Linked DNA regions of Homo sapiens: region 2 is linked to region 1. A link is an interaction called in ENCODE POLR2A ChIA-PET data of the cell type or tissue named here. Cell type or tissue: IMR-90. All regions are shown on one strand. Each heading gives the region's core, and the rest is flanking DNA. Links, peaks and the distances in the headings are about the cores only. Region 1 overlaps CCDC88A (coiled-coil domain containing 88A). Region 2 overlaps MTIF2 (mitochondrial translational initiation factor 2).

Region 1 (9,359 bases), core at 816-8,815:
AAGTCAGATACCACTAGGAAACTTTATTACTACAAATTCTTTTAAAAATACAATTTATAGGTATTTCTTAGTTTAACAAAGTAGGAAACTTGGAAGCTATTTCTAGTTCTAATTCCAAAATTCTACTGAACCATAAAATAAATGATGCAAATTACTGATAGATTCCAATAAAACTTAAAGAAACCTTGAGTTAAAAATATAAAAAAAAATTTGCCTTAATTTAGGTAAACATATTTACCTCACGTAGTGTAACCAACGTTTTTATATCAATAGTTGCTCTTTTCACAAGCTCCTTATTTTCTTTTTCTAGTTCTTTCAGACGGACACAAGATTCTTTATATATACCAATTTCTTTGGATAGGGTTTTGTTTTCTTTTTCCAAATTTCCAATCTTCACATTATTTTCTTCTAATGTGGTATCTTTAATTTCTGCTTGTTGTCGGAGTCTCTTATTTTCCTTCTCCAATTGTTTCTTATCCTTTTCCAGTTGAGAAGTCTCTTGCTCTAATGATTTATTTTCTTTTTCCAGCTGTTCTAGTCTTTTGCTAGATATTTTTAGTTCTTCTAGGTTTTTCTGCAATGTTTGATTTTCCATCTCTAAGTCTTGTAGTTCACTCTCTAATTGCTGGATTTTTTTATTGCTGTTCTCTAAAGTTTTTTGCAGTCTTTGATTTTCTATATCTAAACCCTGGTAGCTAACTTCTAAGCGTTCTGTTTTCTTGAAAGATGCTTTCAGGAGCTCCAAACCCTTCTTAAGTTGCTCTTTTTCACTTTCCAGTTCTTTGTTTTCTAGCTGTAGCTGAGCCATTTTCATGCTTGCACACTTCAAAGATTCTACATTCCTTCGCAGTTCTAAGTTTTCCTCATCAAGTTGGGAATTCTCTTTTTCTAGGGATTCTAACTGAAAGGTCAGATTTTTAAAGCTATCCAATGTTTTTTTTAATTTTCTATTTTCTCTTTCTAGCTCTGAATTTTCTTGTTCTAAGGCCTCAATTTTTTCACAAGTAATTTTTAAATTAGTTATTTTTTTCTGTAATAATTCATTTTCTTTTTCAAGATGATGCAATTCATTTTCAAGTTCTTCAGCTCGTTCTCCTTTTTCTTTATAATGTTCCAATTCTTTTTTAATTTGTCTTTTTTCAAATTCAATCTTGCTTAGCTTGCTACTTGTTTCTTTGATAGATTCATGAAGAATTTTGTTTTCTTTTTCAATGTCTTTCACTCTTGCTTCTGCACTTATCTGGGACCGCTGCCTTAAGGAAGACACTGTTTGATTCAGATGTTCATTTTCCTGTTCCAGTATCTTAATCTAATTTGAAAAGAAAATAATTAAAAGCTGTAATTGAGGAAAAACTAACTATGGTTTATCTCTTCCAAAAACTACCAAGAAAAGGGGAACAAAAAAAGGGTGCTAGAACATGTCTTACTTTTAATTCTGACAAGTATTTACTGAAGACCACTGTGTACACTTACTGTGAGGTCATTTACTGAAGACCACTGTGTACACTTACTGTGAGGTCATTAAAGTTCATGTTTTTAGGAAGTTCACAGTTTAAAGGAACGGTTGAGAAATGTATTTTCTATTAATCATAATGGTCTTCAGATTATTTACAGTTACATGCTTCAAATTCAAATAGGAATACAGGTAACACACACACATACCTCCTTGAGAACATAAGGTTCTACTTTTACTAAGTAACCTTTGCAATGCCTACAGTGGGTCCTCAGTAAATATGTGCTGTATTACATGTGTATATATGGGTTTGTATGTGTGTGTATTCATTCCCAAAAAGAATTCTAAGTAGGAAGCATCAAAATCACAAAAATCACTGGGTACATTTGGGAACTAATTCATCCAATTTATAGCGTGATCTAATACAATGATTCTCAAAATTTAGTGTGTTAAATAATCTCAACAAGCTTGGAAAAATGAAGATTGAAGCTTAGTCTAGAATTTTGGTTCTGTATCTCTAAAGAAACCTTCATTTTTATGGCTGGTCTGAGGACTGTACCTGGATGATATAAACAAATAATTTAACTTCTAAAAAAATTAATGCTCAAGCATGGTGGCTGGCACCTATAATCCTAGCACTTCGGGAGGCTGAGGCAGGAATATCACTTCAGCTCAGGGGTTTGAGACCAGCCTGGGGAGCATAGTGATACTTTGTCTCTACCAAAAAATAAAAAAAAAAATTAAAAAATTATCTGGGCATGGTGGTGCATGCCTGTAGTCCCAGCTAAGGTGAAAGGATTGCTTGAGCCTAGGTGTTCGAGGTTGCAGTAAGCTATGATTGTGCCACTGCACTCCAGCATGAGTGACAGAGCTGGACCCTGTCTCAAATAAATAAATATTTCAAAAATAAGTCAATTAATCTATGCAGTTCTCAGTTTCCTCAAACATAAAATGAGAATGAACATTAAAGAGCTGAAAACAAATTTGGTAATATCCAAGACAGTGTGGTTGCCACCACATTTCTCCCTCTTTGGTAGGTCAGAGGACAGCTCCATTTCCTGGCCAACTCCACTCAGGGACTCTAGAATCGGCAGCCCTATTCCACAGACACTTGAAAGCACAAGTACTGCAAATGCTTATACTAGATGATTATTAAGCACAATGGTAGTTTAAAAAACTCTAAGCTTTCTCTTCAACTTTCCTAAGACACATAGGTTAGAAAATGAGGTAAAATTATAATTACTTTAAAATAAAAAAATTCTAAAATATTTCCCTTTAATGTTTATATGAACATTTTGTTTGCATATATTTTAAATAACTTTTGCTAATAAATTTTAAAATACATTGTTTACTTAGTAAAAAATGTATGAACCTGTCTCTCTGAATTTTCTCTCAGTGTTTCTATTGTTTTTTCAAGCTGAGCTTTCTCCTTCATTAGATCCTTGCTTAAATTCTGACAATTCTGAAGACTTTGCTTTTCTTGAACAATCTCATTTTCAAGAATCTCAACCTAGAGAAAATTAAATCACAAAACAATACGTTAAATATTCTGTAACAGTGAAAACATGTCAAAACAAAACATAATCGCTGAATAAAGGATAAAATAGTGTTAATATCCAAATGCTAAAATTTAAGAAATTAGTATAGAAATTCAAGTAGCATTCCATGCTAATTTCTGTAGCTGTATAAAATATGCAGACATGATTTCTTATCCTTGTGCATCTTTTGGGGTAAATTTCACTTTCTAAACACAAAGACAAATCCAGCTCAATAAATGATAATATGCTATATGAGAACTATACAAACTTTATTTAAAGATTCACTTGGCTTGAGTGGATTTGTAAAGTAAAATTTTACTTATACTCAGAGAATTTCAGTGAGCAAGAAGGCAGGAGAAGATATAAAAAGCATGAAGGAAAAGATGATAAACAGTACAGTATAAGCTTAATGAAAAAAGAAAGGACTTCCTTTAAGATAAAAAAGGAGAAAAATACTACCATAAAAAAGGGCTAATATTTATATTTTAGGTTCAAATTTCTTTTCAATTACGCATTTTAGAGATGAAAAATACTGGTAGTTAATATGTACAAAATAGCAAATTAAAGTTAAAAATATGCTAAGACTATTGATTTTCCCATTATCATATAACATATTCAAACCAGGCAATTTAAAAAATCAAGAAGACTTTATAAAACATTCTACTGCAAGTTAAATGTTAAATTCTTATGTCAATAATGAAGCACTCTAAAGCAATTTTAATTTTTCTATTTTAACATTAATGGAAATAACTACACACAGAAACAATCTTCCAATAATATTTCCAGCCTGGGCAACACAGTGAAACGATGTCTCTACCAAAAACAAAACAAAAAACAAAAAAACTTAGCCAGGCATGGTGGCCTGTGCCTGTAGTCCTAGCTACTTGAGAGGCTGAGGTGGGAGGACTGCTTAAGCCTGAGAAGCAGAGGTTGCAGTGAGCTGAGATCGCACCACTGCACTCCAGCCTGGGTGATATAGTGAGACCCTAGCTCGAAATACTACTACCAATAATAATGATGATAATAATAATAATAATATGAAAAGCATCAGGTCAAAAAACTTATCCAATAACTCAATTCAACATTAATTTACAGTTCAGGAAGCTTTCAGCTGTGAATAATTAATCAGGTTCTCACATTACATAGATGGAAATATAAGAATAACAATTATTGAAACTCATTTGTTGTTTTGTATCAATGGGATTAAAGTGAAACATTCAGTTTATAAAAAAATCATTTTTACAATTAATCAAAAATTGCTTGAATCACTAAGAATTTACATATTAAACTTCAAAGCTAATTTCAAAAAGAAACTGTACTCTACAGGCCCAATTTTAATGACAACCAAAATAAAACTGTTCTAAATTCTAAATGGTCATCCTACTTTAACACTATATTGTCAAACGCTTATTAAGATTATTTAGTTAATGGACTGAAGACAATGTAAAAACATTTTTAAACAGTAAAAATCTTACAAGAATACTAAGGAGCCTCTGAATAATCTAAAGCAGTGGTTCTCAAAGCATGATTCCAGGACAGCAGGATGAGCATCACTTAGGAACTTCTTAGAAACAATTCTTAATCATGCATGTTTTTATGATGGGATTCTATTTATGTAGAATTATGTGTGCAGAAAGATATGCAAAAATAAAACACTTGTTCTTGCACAACTGAATATTTCTGTTCAACCAGAGTCTGATTAAGATTCAGGTTTCATAATGCCTAAATTGTGGTCTCTAAATATCATTTCCCACTAAAAGGAATAAGGGCTAATTTCAGAGAAATGGCTGTCTCCAGGTCTGGGACAGAAAATGTTCAAGATGAGCCTAGAATATTTTGTCATGGCAGAAAGCAAGAAAGCTCTTAAGGAGTGCTAAGGCCATGTCATAAGGATTCAGGACCAAAGCAGCTTTTAAAGAGGCTTCCACTAGCCCGAGTTGAGACAGTAAGAAAAACAAATGCAGTGGATTGAAACAATACAAATATTTTTAAATTCATGGGTTCATAATGACACTAAAGAAACTCACTCACTAGTTCTCTCAAGAAGATATGAGAGAACCAATTCATTATTTGGAAACTGGTAAATGTAACTCCTCTAGCCCTGCTTATTCTTTTTTTTTTTTTTTGAGATTTTGAGTCTTGCTCTATGGCCCAGACTGGAGTGCAGTGGCGTGATCTCAGCTCACTTCAACCTCCACCTCCCGGGTTCGAGAGAGATTCTCCTGCCTCATCCTCCCGAGTAGCTGGGATCACCGGCGCCCACAACCACACCCGGCTAATTTTTGTACTTTTAGTGGAGACAGGGTTTCACCATGTTGGCTAGGCTGGTCACAAACTCCCGACCTCAGGTTATCCATCTGCCTTGGCCTCCCAAAGTGCTGGGATTACAGGCGTGAGCCCCCGCACCTGGCCAAGATCAGCTAGTAAGTTCTTAATTGCTGAAGCTGAATAATGAGTATAGGGTTCATTCACACCATATTTGTGTATATTTGAAAATTTTCATAACAAGTTAAAATAACATTGAGCGTGCATTTAAAAAGTGGAAAATAAATGGGCTATTTATTTACACTTTTACAAGTTTTTTTAACATTAAAATAAACACTACATTTTAATTTACCTTTTTACTGAGCCTTTGATTTTCTTTTTCCATTTTCAGGATTTTGGAAGCATTGCCTTCTACAGAATCCACAGTAGTCCGAAGCTCTTCTACGGTTTTTGTCAAACTTTGATTTTCCATCTCTAGCTTCAATAATCTACTTGATGTCAACTCATTCACCTCATGGCCCAGGGATTTCTGGGGTGCTATAATATTGAAAAATACACCATTGTATTTACTCTTTACTGTTTTTACTATGTTTACTCTTTACTATTTAAAAAGTTGAGTGTATATGCATTGCATCATCTGATCCTTAACTTTATTAAAAATTCAATGAGGTTATATAAGATAAACAAGATAAAAGAAGTAAATCTTTTTTTTCCTTTTCTTTTTTTCTTTTTTTTAAAGAGACGGGGTCTCTCTCTGTCACCCAGGCTGGAGTGCAGTGATGTGCTCCTAGCTCACTGCAGCCTCAAACGCCTGGTCTGAAGGGATCCTCCCACCTCAGTCTCCCAAGCGGCCGGGACTGCAGGTACAGCCAGCTAATTTTTTTATTTTTTAGTAAAGACTGGGTCTCTGTTACTTAGGCTGGTCTCGAACTCCTGAGCTCAAGCAATCCTCCTGCCTTGGCCTCCCAAAGTGCTGGGATTACAGGCATGAGCCGCTGCACCCAGCTAAGAGATACATGTTTAACTTTTAATGCATCCACAGCATTCTAGTTAAAAAAAGCATAAAATTTAGATTGAAGAAATTGGAGTTCAAGCAGACCCATTAAATATTTTGCTGATATAAGAACATTAGGATTTACAAATGAAATATGAGACCTACTATTTCAAGAAAGGAAATGAATAAAGGTACTGGAGAGAATTTCCGGGTCTGCTTTTGTGTATGTTTCAAATTCTTCTTCATAAAAACCAAAGAAATACACGCACATCCAACATATCCCCCACCATGCAAAAAATCTCTTCAAAATTAGATAAGCAAATAACCTCCATATTTAAGTAAAGAAAATCTCAATTTTTATTTCCAGCTTTTCTAGTCATCATGTTGTTAATCTTTTACTGAAAGCTGGTATACCGAATAGTTACTAACTTTTAAAATTCCATTAGTTGCCTAAGTCTTTTTTTTAATTAAAAGATTATTTAAATTTAACTATAAACTTACAGGATACATTATTCTAAGTAGCAACTAATGAACGATTAAATGAATTTTGAAAATACACTACTACTTATTTTGGCTAAAAGTTCAAAATGAATATTCTGAACACGCTGAAATTATTTTAAAATCTTTAATCCAGTTCCATTCATTATCCCTTTATAAATTTATTCTGTTGTATGATATCTATTAAAACACAGTATAGAAACAGTTTAAATACATATTATTCCCTAAGAGTAGCATTATTGTTAATCTACCTGTATTAGGTGTTTTTAAATAGTCACTATGATACACAATAGATCTCTTAAACTTATTCTCATCTAAGTGAAATTTTGTGTCCTTTGACCAACATCTTCCCAATACCCTCAACTCCTCAGCCTCTGGTAACAACCATTTTATTCTCTGTTTCTATGAGTCTGAATTTTTTTTGATACCACATATAAATGAGATCATGCACTATTGTCTTTCTGTGCCTAGCTTAGTTCACTTAACATAATGCCCTTGAAGTTCATCCATATTGTTGCAAATGACAGAATTTCTTTCTTTTTTTTTTTTTTTTTTTTTTTGAGACAGAGTCTTGCTCTGTCACCCAGGCTGGAGTGCAGTGGCATGATAGTGGCTCACTGCAACCTCTGCCTCTCGGGTTCAAGCGATTTTCCTGCTTCAGCTCCCAAGCAGCTGGGACTACAGGCGCGCGCCACCACGCTCAGCAAATTTTTTTTGTATTTTCAGTAGAGACGGGGTTTCATCATGTTGGCCAGGATGGTCTTGACCTCGTGATCTGCCCGCCTCGGCCTCCCAGAGTGCTGGGATTACAGGTGTGAGCCACCATGCCCGGCACTCCCCGCCCCCTTTTTTTTTTTCTGGGACAGAGTCTCACTGTGTCACCTAGGCTGGAGTGCAATAGGATGATCTCAGCTCACTGCAACTTCTGCCTCACGGGTTCAAGAGGTTCTCCTGCCTCAGCCTCCCAAGTAGCTGGGATCACAGGTGTGCGCCACCATGCCTGGCTAATTTTTGTATTTTCAGCAGAGACGGGGTTTCACCATATTGGTCAGGCTGGTCTTGAACTCTTGACCTCGTGATCCACCCGCCTCGGCCTCCCAAAGTGCTGGGATTACAGGTGTGAGCCACTGCACCTGGCCAGAATTTCATTCTTTTTATGACTGACAAATATTCCATTATGTATATAAACCACGTTTTCTTTATCCATCATTTCATTGACAGACACAGGTTGATTCCATATCTTGACATTTGTGAATAATGCTGCAACAAGCATGGGAATGCAGATATCTCTTTGATATACTGATTTAATGTCCTTTAGATATATACCCAGGAGCAAAACTGCTGAATGCTATGAGAGTTCTATTTCTAATTTTTTGAGGAACCTCCACACTGTTTTCCAGAATGGCTGAACCAGTTTACATTCCCACCTATTCCATAGAAACTTGAAAGCACAAGTACTGCAAACTTTTATACTAGATGATTATTAAACACACTGGCAGTTAAAAAACTTCTAAGATAGTTTTAACTTTCCTAAGATACGTGGGTTAGAAAATGAGATAGAAAAGTTCTGAAACAAATTTTCTGAAATGAAAAGTGACTTAAAAAATTTTTAGTGCCTTTTATTTCTTCCTTTTTTTCCCAAATTCTGTAAATTTTCTGGAAAGTCCCTTGTATAATTTAAAAAATAAAAACTACATACACCACAGTAAAGCAAATATTCAATTCTACAACACCAGCTAAGATCAATTACAAAACAACAGTGACATAATAATAATGATATTTAATACTTGAATGCTTACTATTTACCAGGCACTATTTAAGGGCCTCACAAATATCAACAATTTAATCCTCAGAAGTCTAGATGATATTCACTATTTTGTCCCCACTTAACAAGTAAGGAAACTCTTAACTAACACAGTAATTCTAAATACCTTTAGTAGAAAACACTTAAGTCTGAATTGCTTTCTTTGTAACTCAATTCACAAGGAATATAATTTTTAAAGTTTCACAAATATCTCAAGTAACACAAGTTCAATCATTGAATATCATAACTTACTCTATAGCCAGTACATGGGGCCCCAGAATTTGGAATTAGGTTTTCAAGTATAAAACAGGAAGAACCTAATTGGTAATCAATAGGATGAATCATCTATAGAGGTAATTATTCTGTAAGCACTGGATTATAAAATCTCAAGAGTTTATGTCTACGTCAACATTATGTCCTTGGTGTCTGGTATAGTATTTTACACATTAGGTGCTTAGTAAATATTTGCTGAAGAAATGCAAGTAGAACAATCTAATACTGGGCAAAACTGAGGAGTTTTGAAACTAGTCTAATTTGAATAAATGTGACCTAACTGGTGAATTTTTTTGTAATTTCAAAAATCCATATTAGCATATCCAAAGCTATAATCCAAACAATTGTACATAATCATGCCCAGCTTTAAGAAAGAGGACAAGTCAATGTGAAGCCCAGGAAAAGAGAGCCAAAAGTTAAAAATTTACCTGGGGGATCTTACATTAGGTCCATAGTATAACCAGGCTGGGCTGGTTGGCAGGTATAATCTTATAATGGAGACTATACATATTACAAGTAGTCATGAAGATCCTT
Region 2 (9,304 bases), core at 1-8,000, 76 kb before region 1:
TGCAAGCCAGCACCAGCAAGCCACTGATTGTACTCCACAATAATGCCAAGAAACGATTTCCTATTTATCTTTCTACCACATGCTTTCCCAAGGAAACACATTTTAAGAATGATACAACTCAAATTTACTATGTGAATATGCTCTCAGAGAACTGTAAAACTATTTCAAAACAAAAATTATGAGTTGGTCAGGCATAGTGGCTCACACCTGTAATCCCACCACTTTGGGAAGCCGAGGTGGGTGGATCACCTGAGGTCAGGAGTTCGAGACCAGCCTGACCAACATAGTGAAACCCCATCTCTACCAAAAATACAAAAATTAGCAAGGCGGCTGGGCGCAGTAGCTCACGTCTGTAATCCCAGAACTTTGGGAGGCTAAGGTGGGTGGATCACCTGAGGTCAGGAGTTTGAGACCAGCCAGACCAACATGCTGAAACCTCGTCTCTAATAAAAATACAGAAATTAGCCAGGCGTGGTGGCACATGCCTGTAGTCCCAGCTACTCGGGAGGCTGAGGCAGGAGAATTGCTTGAACCCGGGAGACAGATGTTGCAGTGAGCTGAGATCGTATCACTGCACTCCAGACTAGGTGACAGAGCAAGCCTCTGTCTCAAAAAAAAAAAAAAAAAAAAAATTAGCCAGGCATGTTAGGCACCTGTAATCCCAGCTATTCAGGAGGCTGAAGCAGGAGAATTGCTTGAACCTGAGAGGTGGAGGTTGCAGTGAGCTAAGATCATGCCATTGCACTCCAGCCTGCACAACAAGAGTGAAACTCTGTTCAAAAAAAAAATTATGAGCACAATTCTATTTCTAATAATGGTAACAATACCTAATACTCTAGTTTTCCAATACATTATACTGAACTTTTGAGAGGTAGCTTACACAGAGAGATAATCATTTCCCCTCTGTGTTAAATGCATATGGTATTAACATACTATTTTAATTTTATCCAAGACTTAAATAAATATTTACATGTAGAAAAGTGTCCAACATATTGCAACAAGAAATAGTACATCAAGCTACTTAACTGACCCAGGAGAAGAGGGAATAAATGTACTCATATCGCTAATGTATATAGTAGTTAAAAATAATTACCTCATGAAAACTATCTTTAATTCAGAAGAGATTTGAATATGAAATAAGCTTCAAATAGACACATTTATTTTCATCATAGACAATCAGTTTGGGGTTTAGAGTACTGCTCCATGAGACTAAATTTGTATTTTAATCATTCTATTTATTAGTCATAATAAAGAATTATGGTTATGGGTTCCTCTATGTGTATAGGGGTAGGGGGTAATGTTTAAAAAAAAAAAAAGGAGTCCTCATCTTTTAGAGATACATACTGAAGTATTTATGGATAAAATAAAATATCTGTTGTCACTGACTTATGCATACATTTAAGCTTATTCCATTCTTTCTGCTACCATATTTGTCTGATAATTGCTAATAATAAAAAGTTTTGCCAGGCGCAGTGGCTCACGCCTATAATCCTAGCATTTGGAAGGCTAAGATGTGCAGATCACTTGAGGTCAGGAGTTCAAGACCAGCCCGGCCCACATAGTGAAACTCTGTCTCTACTAAAAATACAAATATTAGCTGGGTGTGGTGGCATATGCCTGTAATCCTAGCTACTTAGGAGGCTGAGGCACAAGAATTGCTTGAACTGGGGAGGCAGGAGTTGCAGTAAGCCAGGATCCTGCCACTGCACTCCAGCCTGGGTGACAGAGCAAGACTCTGCTTCAAAAAAAAAGTTTTAAAAATCAAGCCTATTATCAATACTATTTATAAAGCCACACCAATATAATTTTCCTTAGAAAAATTCTGAATGACATAGCCATATTCATTTATTTTCAAAGTTTTCTAGCTATAAAATGACTGAATAATCCATCTGCAAAATTATTAAAAATGCCAAACAGGCCAGGGATGGTGGCTCACGCCTGTAATCTCAGCACTTTGGGAGGCCGAGGTGGGCGGATCACCTGAGGTCGGGAGTTCGAGACCAGCCTGACCAACATGGAGAAACTCCGTCTCTACTAAAAATACAAAATTAGCCGGGCGTGGTGGCACATGCCTGTAATCCCAGCTACTCGGGAGGCTTGAGACAGGAGAATTGCTTGAACCCAGGAGGCAGATGTTGCAGCAAGCCGAGATAGTGCCATTGCACTCTAGCCTGGTTAACAAGAGTGAAACTCTGTCTCAAAAAAAAAAAAAAAAAAAGCCAAACAGTGTGCTAACAATTTTGTACTCTTTGTAAGGATGTACATGCACAAAAAGTAGTAACACTTTCAGGCAGGAAACACATTGAAGTTTAGCATTGCTGTGATTTACAAAATAATTATTGAAAGATAATGTGGTTGATGAGTAACAGCATGTGCTCTGGAGCCATATTCCATAGGTTCAAATATTCCCCATATTCCCTAGGTTCAAATCCTGGCTCTCCCACAAACTAGCTGGAAATAGTGGGTAATTACTTATCCTCTCTAAACCTCACCTTCCCAGCCTGTAAATAAGGATACCTAACTTTAGGGCATTGTGACAGCTCAACATATATGAGTCACTATTAATTCTTTTTTTCCCCAAGAGTCTGTTACACTTTGTTACAATAACAGGGTATTTCTCATATACTGAATTTTAATATCACTTTATAATGAAAACTCAAATTTTGTTTCAAAAATCCTAAATTGGTAATAAGCACATCACAATGAAGGAATATAAAAATGACAATAATATGCTCCATTTATAAATAAAAATAATATTATGAGAAGTTGTAGTTATTACTACCAGTATTTCTTTTTTTTTTTTAAGATGGAGTCTCGCTCTGTCGTCCAGGGTAGAGTGCAGTGGCGCGATCTCGGCTCACTGCAAGCTCCGCCTCCACGGTTCACGCCATTCTCCTGCCTCAGCCTCCCGAGTAGCTGGGACTACAGGCGCCCGCCACTAGGCCCAGCTAATTTTTTTTGTATTTTTAGTAGAGATGGGGTTTCACCGTGTTAGACAGGATGGTCTCGATCTCCTGACCTAGCCTCCCAAAGTGTTGGAATTACAGGCGTGAGCCACCGTGCCTGGCTACTACCAGTATTTCTCTGCTGGCCTTACAGATATTGTCAAAATGAGAGAAAAGGCTGGGCATGGTGGGATCACGCCCCTAATCCCATCACTCTGGGAGGCCGAGGCAGGCAGATCACTTGAGGTCAGGAATTTGAGACAAGCCTGGCCAACATGGTGAAACCCCGTCTCTACTAAAAAAAAAAAAAATTAGCCGGGCGTGGTTGTGGGCACCTGTAATCCCAGCTCCTCAGGAGGCTGAGGCAGGAGAACCACTTGAACCTGGGAGGCGGAGGTTGCAGGGAGCCGAGATCGTGCCACTGCACTCCAGCCTGGGCAACGAGAGTGAAACTCCATCTCAAAAAATAATAATAAAAAGAGTGAAAAAAAGGAAATCAGAAAATTATAGGGCCAGGCGTGGTGGCTCATACCTATAATCCCAGCACTTTGGGAGGTTGAGGCAGAAGGATTACTTGCACCCAGGAGTTCAAGACCAGCCTAGACAACATAGTGAGACTCTGTCTCTACAAAAAATAAAAAATTAGCTGGGCATAGTGGCACATGCCTGTAGTCCCAGCTACTCAGGAGGCTGAGGCTGAACGATTGTTTTGAGTCTAGGAGGCCAAGGCTGCAGTGAGCCATGATCATGCCACTATACTGGACAAAGCAAGACCCTGTCTCAAAAAAAAAAACCAAAAAAAAAAAAAAAGAAAGAAAAAAGAAAATTATAGAAAAACAAAAAGAGAAAGTATATAAGTATAGCCCCTCAGTCTAAAAACATTCTTTGGATTTATTCTAATAGCCCACAAAACTTCCGAGAAAGAAAACTTAATTCGTATAAGAAAATCTTTTCCACTTTAATTAAAAGCAAAATCTTGGAGAACTACATTTGGCAGTCAAGAAACTAACTAGGGATTATGACTTAAAGTGAAGAATATTACAATGACTTAATATATTTTTTAAGTGCCAGTCTAGTTTTTAATCTTTCAATGCCTTAATCTCGTTGCAAATAAAATGCCCGGTCTTCCAACATTCCCATATTTTGCTTTGTAAAAATATCTGACTCACCTGTGTTTTTTTCCATTGCCCTGGCCAGTTCCTCAATAGTCATTCCAATCCATACTTCTACCACCTTTTTAGATTTTGTTGAAGATAACTGAGATTTCCATGGTCCTTCTTCCTATTAAAAAAATCAGAACATATAAACAAAAAGGAAGAAAAAACTTAAGTGACAATTTAGATTTATTCTCAAATATCTACCACAATCATAGCTACATTTCTTTCTTTTTTTTTCTTTTTTTTTTTTTTTTTTTGAGACAGACTCTTGCTCTGTCACCCAGGCTGGAGTGCAGTTGCACAATCTCAGCTCACTGCAATCTCTGCCTACTGGGTTCAAGCCATTCTCCTGCCTCAGCCTCCCCAGTAGCTGGGATTACAGGTGTGCACCACCAAGCCCAGCTAATTTTTGTATTTTTTTTTTTTGTTTTTTGTTTTGTTTTGAGACAGAGTCTAACTCTGTTGCCCAGGCTGGAGTGCAGTGGCACAATTTCGGCTCACTGAAACCTCCACCTCCCAGGTTCAAGCGCTTCTCCTGCCTCAGCCTCCTGAGTAGCTGGGACTACAGGCATGCGCCACCATGCCTGGCTAATTTTTGTATTTTCAGTAGAAACAGGGTTTCGCCATGTTGGCCAGGCTAGTCTTGAACTCTTGATCTTGTGATCCGCCTGCCTTAGCCTCCCAAAGAGCCGTGATTACAGGCGTGAGCCACCACACCTGGCCTAATTTTTGTATTTTTAGTAGTGATGGGGTTTCACCATGTTGGCCAGGACGGTCTCGAACTCTTGACCTTGTGATCTGCCCACCTTGGCCTCCCAAAGTGCTGGGATTACAGGCGTGAGCCACCACATCCGGCCATAGCTACTATTTCTACCAACGAACACTCCCATAAGTAGTTAAACCTTAAGCTAAAATTAAAATCCTGTATCCTTAATTCACTGTTTTACACTGATTTCCAAGGAACCAAATTCATCAGCACCACACAATTAACCGGAACTTCCCTTTCTCACAAAGCTCTATTGCTTGGAGTAATACTTTATTGCATTAAGTAATAAATATTCTGTAAATGATAAATTACTCAAAATGGATTTGTACTCATGGTTCTAGGCACTTTCATTTTAGACCGAGTAATAAAATAACTTACAGAAATCTGTAACTATAGCGGGTGCGGTGGCTAATGCCTGTAACCCCAGCTACTCAGGAGGCTGAGGCAGGAGAATTGCTTAAACCCAAGAGGCGTAGGTTGCGGTGAGCTGAGATCGCGCCACGGCACTCCAGCCGGGGTGACAGGGTGAGACTCCATCTCAAAAAAAAAAAAAAAGAAATCTGTAACTACCTTTTTTGTTACTAGAAGCCTATACTGAGATAAAGCAGCCCCAGTGAGCACATCTGTTGGCCAGGGCCAGGCACACAGTTGAGCTGTCCACACAGGGTAAGCAGATGAAAACCCATGCCTCCACTGTCTTAATGCTCTTCTTTGACACAGACTGTGCAGTTGCCTATAAATAGTGTGAAATCGTAGCAAGTTCTCCAACTTCAGTAGCTTCTGGTTCATGTTTCTCCTGGGGAAAAAAAAAAGGTTTTAAAATAATATTCAAATCAAGTTAGCAAATATTAATTGGATATTTACTATATGCATAGCACTGGACTACACTTAGCTCACTAGACTTACAACAATGAGTAAAACTGGGTTCCTGCCCTGAAAAATCTCAGTCTCATCAAGAGATGGGATTCCATAACAAGTACTCTCTAAATACTAGCTATTATTATTACTGTTAATGTTACCACTATGATAGAATTGAAATACAATAACAACTTGTAAAAGGCTCTTTTTTCACTCTTGAAATATCAACTAACCAAATCACAACTAGAGTAATGTTTCTAAAGTGCGAATTCCAAATGATAACATTTCTGTTAAACACCCTGAAACTTCTTTTTTGAAACCGGGTCTCACTCTATCATCCAGGCTGGAGGCTGGAATGCAGTGGTATGGTCACAGCTCATTGCAGCCTCGACCTCCCAGGCTAAGGTGATGCTCTCACCTCAGCCTCCCTAATAGCTGGGACTAGAGGTGCGCACCACTATGCCCAGATAATTTTTTGTTTGTTTTTTTGGTAGAGATGGTGTTTCACCACATTGTCTAGGTTAGTCTCAAACTCCCGGGATCTAGTGATCCACCTTGGCCTCCCACAGTGTTGAAATTACAGGCATGAGCCACCATGCCCAGCCTTACTTTATTTCTTACACTCTTAGAGTCTCTACACTCCTACCTCTCAAGCTTTTGTTATTGTAACCCACCTGTCATCTCTAATGGTTTCTCATCTCAGCTCTGAAACTTTGCACACACTTCCTCTAGTTGGAATCGTCTTTGAACTCTTAACACTTTTCCATCTTCCCATCTCACCCCCTAAAAAAAGATGCTTTATAGTAGGAAGAAGACACCCAATATTTATTGAATAATGCCTTTTGAGTATTATTCTTAGAATAAAAGAAGAGTTTTTTTGAGAAAAAACTGTAACAGAACTCATTAGTAATATAGTTCTTTTCCTCCCCGTGGCCTCTATTGCCTCTGCTCTCAAGACTGCATTTCTATGGCTTTGCTTTTCAGTTTTTAAGGACAGGAACGACAAAAACAACGTAAAAAGAACATGTTTTCCAGCTGGGTGTGGTGGCTCATGCCTGTAATCCCAGCACTTTGGGAGGCCGAGGTGGGCGGATCACCTCAGGTCAGGAGTTCGAGACTAGCCTGGCCAACGTCGTGAAACCCTGTCTCTACTAAAAATACAAAAATCAGCCGGACATGGTGGCGGGCGCCTGCAATCCCAGCTACCCAGAAGGCTGAGGCAGGAGAATCACTTGAACCCGGGAGGTCGAGGTTGCAGTGAGCCGAGATCATGCCATTGCACTCTAGCCTGGACGACAAGAACAAAACTCTGTCTTGAAAAAAAAAAAAAAAATGAAGAAGAACATGTTTTCTTCTTAGGAAACATTTCCTAAGTACCATATGCCAGGCTTTCTGCTTGATATTGTTGATTCAAAGTTTAATAAGCCAGGTTCCATTCCACAAACAGTTCATTGTCGTTAAAGCAAGCTTGCCAATACAATGAATCTCAGGCACACGAGACACTACCTATGATGACTGATTATAACCTAGGGTCGTGTTTTCATTGCAATAATATGCAAAATTATTTCTATAAATTGTAAAGTCATTTTAAGGTTTTTTTTGTTTGTCTGTTTGCTTTTCAATGGAGAGTACATTTCCAAGTAGTGGGTATAGCCTTTTAGACTCTTCAGTATAGATTTTCTTTTACTCACTACTCAAAAATAACTTTAGTTAACATTTTAATATATATATTTTCAACTCTTTTCTTTGTGCTTTTATCTATTTTACTCACAAAAATAAGGTCATATTAATTTTGTTTTACAACTTTTTACACTAAAGAATACATTGTGAATATTATTTTATATCATTAAACATTACTAATCAGCCCTTTGTATCCATGTGTTCCACATTTGTGGATTCAAACAATTGTGGATCGAAAATTTTTTTAATTTTTTAAAAAGATGGTTCTGTCTCTACTGAATATGTACACCTTTTTCCTTGTCATTATTCCCTAAAGTATACTGTTTACATAGTATTTGCTTTGTATTAGGTATCATAAGTAATCTAGAGATGACATGAAGTATACAATGGTATGTGCTTAGGTTACATGTAAATATACGCCATTTTATATAAGGAACTTGGACATCTGTAAATTTTGGCATGCGGCAGCGGGGGTCCTGGAACCAATGCCCCATAGATACTGAGAGACACATATATTCTTCAGCATTACAAAAAAAAAAGAATGGAAATTATGAACTATTTCAATGCGTTTACCTTAACCATATAAAGCTATCTTGAACAAAATTATAAACTTTTACAAAGCCTTAAAATTTTTGGCCAGGCGCAGTGGCTCATGCCTGTAATCTCAGCACTGTGGGAGGCCAAGGCAGGCAGATCATTTGAGGTCAGGAGTTCGACGCCAGCCTGACCGACATGGTGAAACCCCGTCTCTATTAAAAATACAAAAAAATTACCTGGGCGTGGTGGCACATGCCTGTAGTCCCAGCTACTTGGGAGGCTGAGGCAGGAGAATTTCTTGAACCCGGGAGACAGAGGTTGCAGTGAGCCAAGATCACGCCACTGCACTCCAGCCGGGGAGACAGAGCGAGACTCTGTCTCAAAAAAAAAAAAAATTTTTTTTTAATGATTTATCTCATAATATGGCATTTCTACAATATGCTTATATTTTATATTTATATACAACATATATATTATATAAATATATTTATATTTTCTACTAGATAGTCTTTAAAATTGTTCACAAATGATAATAGTTATTTGATGTGACCAAAGAAATTAAGGCTCTGGACGGGTGATCTTTGCTAGATAACTAGGCATTAAATGCTACATTTCATTCTTTTTTTTTTTTTTTTTTTTTTCAGATGGAGTCTCGCTCTGTTGCCCAGGGTGGAGTTCAGTGGTGTGATCTCAGCCCACTGCAACCTCTGCCTCCTGGGTTCAAGCAATTTTCTCCAGCCTTAGCCTCCCAAGTAGCTTGAACTACAGGTGTGTGCCACCGTGTCAGGCTAATTTTTGTATTTTTAGTAGACACCGGGTTTTACCATGTTGGCCAGGCTAGTCTCAAACTCCTGACCTCAGGTGATCCACCTGTCTCAGCCTCCCAAAGTGCTGGGATTACAGGCGTGAGCCACCACGCCTAGCCTAAATGTTACATTTCAACCAATCTTCCCAAAGTGTATTTTATGGTTCTGACATAGTAAATGTATGGTTCTGACATGGTAAATAGAATATACTGAATTTTTTTTTTTGAGATGGAGTTTTGCTCATCGCTCAGGCTGGAGTGCAATGGCGTGATCTTGGCTCACTACAACCTCCACCTGCTGGGTTCAGGGGATTCTCCTGCCTCAGCCTCCCAAGTCGCTGGGATTACAGGTGCCTGCCAGCACACCCGGCTAATTATTTTGTATTTTTAGTAGAGACGGGGTTTCACCGTGTTGGCCAGGCTGGTCTTGAACTCCTGACCTCAGGTGATCTATCCGCCTTGGCCTCCCAAAGTGCTGGGATTACAGGCGTGAGCCACCGCGCCTGGCCTATACTGAATATTTTTTAAAAGAAAGAAAAGAAATGATAACAGAAAC

Evidence for each region. Peaks named below come from ENCODE experiments on the same cell type or tissue, not always from the same donor. Only the 100,000 strongest peaks of a DNase experiment are listed, where the experiment ranks them.
Region 2: POLR2A ChIA-PET joins it to region 1 with 14 read pairs; 3 of 35 experiments call an interaction of 5 or more read pairs at or near these places.

What each region holds. Positions count from the first base shown.
Region 1 is chr2:55,333,856-55,343,214 of GRCh38, forward strand. It overlaps CCDC88A (coiled-coil domain containing 88A), which reads right to left. Exons shown (of 33, transcript NM_001365480.1): 13 at 5,609-5,793; 14 at 2,826-2,963; 15 at 239-1,309. LOC124907768 (a long non-coding RNA gene) reads left to right here. Exons shown (of 3, transcript XR_007086323.1): 3 at 5,648-6,454. Among named protein-coding and RNA genes, the nearest start is that of MTIF2, 69 kb to the left of the region's middle. In IMR-90, for the core only: no CTCF peak of the experiment used is centred there; a DNase peak (open chromatin) is centred at 4,606; H3K27ac peaks cover 154 bases.
Region 2 is chr2:55,258,202-55,267,505 of GRCh38, forward strand. MTIF2 (mitochondrial translational initiation factor 2) reads right to left here. Exons shown (of 16, transcript NM_002453.3): 4 at 5,439-5,664; 5 at 4,115-4,226. The coding sequence starts at 5,657. Among named protein-coding and RNA genes, the nearest start is that of MTIF2, 6.4 kb to the right of the region's middle. In IMR-90, for the core only: no CTCF peak of the experiment used is centred there; no DNase peak of the experiment used is centred there.